2 separate regions of the Homo sapiens genome follow, and region 1 is linked to region 2. The links are chromatin loops, found by intact Hi-C in ENCODE. Cell type or tissue: endothelial cell of umbilical vein. All regions are shown on one strand. Region 1 overlaps PDE4D (phosphodiesterase 4D). Region 2 overlaps PDE4D (phosphodiesterase 4D).

Region 1 (2,500 bases), 160 kb before region 2:
CTGTAAAGAACAGAGGAAAGAATATGCATGTAATGAGAGGTTGAAAGGCTGAGAAGGGCAGCTCCAGGCATGTAATCTACAATGGCCATGAATGCATGTCATGAGGAAAAGATGCCTTTTCAGGAACAAAATAATCAACTGAAAACTGTTTTCATTCACTTTTCTAAGCCCCTAGTTTTTTGTTTTCTCCTATTATTGTGCAAAATTTCTGGCCAGACTATTGCTGACATGTACCTTTGAATAAAAAAAATGGCTGTAACTATTCTGAAACATGTTAAGTTAGAAAGCAATAAAATAGATCCACTTCCTGGAAAAAAGCTCTTATTAACTATATGTCAACTATTTCAGATAAGGAGTAGGAAGTTTCAGTAAAGCTTCTAGATACACAAAAGAGAGGATAAAATATTAGAGGGACTTAGAAAGACGTGATATTTGCACTGAGGAAAGAAGGTAGCCTGTAAGTTGACCACATAGGACCACGGCTTTATTATTGTGCACCGTGCTTTCATTAGTATATAAAAGAGGTGATTGTGTGAGATTTAAATCAAGCATGAACTTAAACTAAATTCCATATTAATTATAAACGGTATGTTTACTTTATTCAAAAAAAGATATATGTTTCTCAAAATAATTGCAAATATTATTATTAATTATATAAAAATAAAGAGGAATGAGGATACTAATCTACTCACCTAAGTTCTAGCTAAGAGATGAGGTAGCAAAGGAGGAAGAAGTTCTTCAGTTCCTGGTCTTGATGGGTAAAGCGATTTGATCTCATTATATTCTCTCCAATATAATCATATTAATATCGAAGTCATCAGAACGGAGTTGATATTATCAAGCTAAGTAAATATTAGAAAAATAAAAATTAACAAATGGTTTCACTAAAACTGCAAAGTTTGTACCTGGACCACAAAGCTAATGGACTGGCCTACAATGGTCTTTGTTTTAACTAGTATTCCGGGGGTTGATGGAAAGGGAGTGGAATTAAAGGGCATTGTAAAATGTCATGGCATCCAATCTAATTATCAGAGCTCTAGCTCCAGGGTCAGCAAACTTTTTCTGTGACAAGCCAGATAGTAAATATTTTAGCCTTTTGGGGCCACAAGAACTCTGTAGTAACTACTCAACTCTGCTGTTGCAGAGCAAATGCAGTTATCTGTAGACAATCTGTAATGAATGAGCATAATATGTTCCAATAAACTTTATTTACAAAATGAAAAAAAGTAGTGGGCAGGATTTGCTCTGTGGTAGTTTTCCAACCCCTACCTAGCTCCCTTTGAAATAAAAAAAAAATTAAGTAAACTTTAGAGATTTTGGAACAAGATGTATGTTGGCCCCCTTCAGATACAGATAAACACTTGGTCTAAGAATGAAATGTTGTTCAACTGGAGTTCAGAAACAAGATATGAACTTCTCAAAAGCTTTGATGAATTTAAACACTAGAGGGCACAAAAGGACATTTTTAAGTCAAGGACCTCTTGTAAACAGAACACTACAATTATGAGAAACTGCCTGAAGTAGAGCGATGTGACCTCAATGTGCATAATTTGTTTGAAATGTCAGCCTGTAGCTCTTGTGACCTCACTGACCACAAAAACTTGAAGTGGTTGACCACCTTCATGTTGCTGTAATAATAGCCACATGTCTTTCTTCTTTTTTTCCTACTTCTTTCTCACTTCTTTCTCTCTCTTTTTTTTTTTTTTTTTTGATTGCTTTTGGCCCTTTCATAAAATATGGCCAAAATTGAGGATTTATATGATGGGATTTTTTTTCATTTCCTAATAGTTTTTTTAATTGCTTTAGATTCTAATTTTCATGTGGTGAGTCCTATTTGTAGTAAATAAGTTATTTTGAATTATGTTGTGTCAATCTTTTATAAAATCATAATAAAATAATGCATGTTATTTATGCATATGATTTATGCATATAATAATGTATATTGACAGATGTCATCTGTTACATTGATTTATGAACTAATTTGAAAGTTTTATTTCAGAAAAATGCTTAAAAATCAGCAGAAGCTTGAAGCCTCAAAATTACTCCTACCCTTTAACACATGGACACAAAGATGGTAACAGTAGACACTGAGGATTCCAAAAGCCAGGAGGGGAAAGGGGAATAAGGGAGGAAACTCTACCTACTGGGTACAATGCTGACCACCTGGGTGATGGGATCAGCACTGCCCCAAACCTCAGCATCACGCAATATACTCATGTAACAAACCTGTACATGTAGCCCCTAAATCTAAAATAAACATTGATATTTTTAAAATCCTACCTCTTAATTTAGTAATTCTGCTTGTAGATATTTGGATTGTGGAAGTAATTTGGGATATTAAAATATTTATATTCAAAGATATTCACCGTAAAAATACCTATAATATTGAGAACCTAGGTATATTCTATGTATTTCACATGAACTAATGTTTAAATAAATTTTCATATTAGACCCAGCCAATAGAATCTTGTCAACCATTAAATATATTTTCAAATGACAT
Region 2 (2,500 bases):
GAGATTTCAATGTTAAAAGTTGATTTGTGTGTTTCCACGTAAGTCTTTATAACAAGCTTCTGCTGACACTCCTTGGCCCAGCTTTCCATAAACACATCCATCCCTACCTATTAGGTTGAACTGTACAAAATTGCCATTTTTATAGGTCCCCACTATTCTTTAATACCAAGCCTCAAATTTAGCCAGACACTAAATGTCCTGTTTTATATACACGCCTTATTCATTCCTTCTTGGTTTTGTTTTTGTGGCTTCACTTTTGCTGGATGGCCTCCACCCCCAACCCCAGCTCTACTCTGGCTGGACATTTTTTAACTCTCCTTCAAAGGTGTACATCCTGCAACTTCTTAAATTCCCTTTACATTCATTGTCTACATCACATAGTCTGATTGCCTATATAATACAATTTCGTGTTTTAGTATTTATATGCTATTTAATACAGATGCCACCTGTTTTGCTGCTTTTATTTTCTCTGGTTGCTTGATGTTCTATTACCTTAACTAGACTTTAGTGCTTTCTAGAAAAGGACAATGTGTAGTATATCTGTACTTATTCAAGTGCTGATCTAAGGACATAGGATGTAATGTAAAAGTTTATTCAATGACTATTTCAAAATACAAAGTCTCTCTTTGTATAAAGTCATTCACTAATACTGACATTGGCTGATACTTCAGACTGGAGATTCTCGGTAATATTACTTTTTCTTGATAATTAATTTTGATTATAAGAGGATTTAATATCATGGAAATAAATTATGCAAATGAACTCAGACCCTAGGTTCACTTCCCAGAACAAACCGTATTCTGAGAATACTTGTGGTGCCAAAATTTAGAGTGAAACCCCAGACTATTAATGATGCTCAAGTTACTTTACTCCAACACAATAAGTACTCAGTGATTTGTTACGGAAATTCAATTAAGTCTTCTCAAGTATTTTTTTTCTTTTCTTTTTTTTTTTTAATTATACTTTAAGTTTTAGGGTACATGTGCACATTGTGCAGGTTAGATACATATGTATACATGTGCCATGCTGGTGCACTGCACCCACTAACTCGTCATCTAGCATTAGGTATATCTCCCAGTGCTATCCCTCCCCCCTCCCCCCACCCCACAACAGTCCCCAGAGTGTGATATTCCCCTTCCTGTGTCCATGTGATCTCATTGTTCAATTCCCACCTATGAGTGAGAATATGCGGTGTTTGGTTTTTTGTTCTTGCGATAGTTTACTGAGAATGATGATTTCCAATTTCATCCATGTCCCTACAAAGGACATGAACTCATCATTTAAGAAAAAGTCCAATAAAATATCAGTCACTATTTTTAGATCTTCATTCTCAATGTTTGTAAAGCTAATACTAATATTAGATTAATGTAATTTTATCAATATTGATAATTACTTAGTATACATTGTGAACTTTGTTTTTTGGATGTCATTTAAAGGGTTATTTTCATGAGTTCCTAAGAAATAATTTAGGCCTTTAAGGTTATTTAACCCTTCAGTAGAAAATAGTTTCCTTGTTTAAGAAAATGATCTCCATCTAGTGGACAAATTTTTATATTACAGTATACAAAGAAAAATATTAAAGCCCCTAGAATATCTCATATCAAGCACTTCCTGACCTATTAATAAATGTTTTGGTTTTAGTGCTAATATTATGGCTTAAAAGTTGTAAGATTTAAAAATATCATAACTATCTAAATGACTTAAGGTATTTAGCAATATTTGTTTCAAAACTTATAGTGGAGTGTTAAGACTTGCTTGATTTAATTGGAAAAATTATAATTAAAGAAAAAATTACTGATTTATACAAATTTGGTGTTTACTCAGTTGAACTGAAAAAAACTAAACCAAAACTCACACTTCTGTATCTCTTACATTTCTGTTCATGCACAGGAAGGAGGGGGTATTTTCTTTTTTAAAGTGTAGCAATAAGAATATCTTGATATTAAAGGGAAATAAACATAAACATTTCTACAGGCATTCACATTACTAGGTCCTCCTCATGCTGAAAAGCTGCCATGACTATCTTCTTAGAAGAGAAATCTACTTTGCCAAACCCCCACTATTTAGAAGTTTTTAATGTCTTCCAGTTGTGTACTAAATACCTTCAAAAACCTTCTTAAATACTACTCTTCATGAAAACTTCTCAGATATCCCAGCCTGAGTTAGTCATTCATCCTTTATTTTTGTATCTTAATGCACTCATATTAAGTGCTTAATAAATGCCTATTTAAGCATATCCAAGGAGAGTTTGCCAAAGATCCCTAATGTATGTCTATTGAATGATTAGAGACCATCCTCCCCTTCCAGCCTTCCTGGGAATTGACAAGGTTTCACATACATATGTGCCTATCCTATTCTGGTGAAACAGATGTCCCCTGTTTGGGTGCCACATATATTTGTGGTTTATATAATCATGCAGTAGAGCTGGAAGGACTTTAGGAACAATCGATGATTCAATGCAGTTAGCTCAGTGACTGGTCAATTAACTTTTCTAGGACCT

The links. A loop is a pair of places that touch in the nucleus more often than their neighbours do. Peaks named below come from ENCODE experiments on the same cell type or tissue, not always from the same donor. Only the 100,000 strongest peaks of a DNase experiment are listed, where the experiment ranks them.
Region 1: it touches region 2 in a loop (8-fold over the local background); 8 of 110 quality-filtered maps call a loop at or near these places.

Annotation. Positions count from the first base shown.
Region 1 is chr5:59,379,599-59,382,098 of GRCh38, reverse strand. The region is part of intron 1 of PDE4D (phosphodiesterase 4D); the gene reads left to right. Among named protein-coding and RNA genes, the nearest start is that of MIR582, 320 kb to the left of the region's middle. In endothelial cell of umbilical vein, a CTCF peak has its summit at 1,447 (motif pointing right); a DNase peak (open chromatin) is centred at 1,448.
Region 2 is chr5:59,217,651-59,220,150 of GRCh38, reverse strand. The region is part of intron 1 of PDE4D (phosphodiesterase 4D); the gene reads left to right. Among named protein-coding and RNA genes, the nearest start is that of PDE4D-AS1, 180 kb to the right of the region's middle. In endothelial cell of umbilical vein, no CTCF peak of the experiment used is centred here; a DNase peak (open chromatin) is centred at 1,560.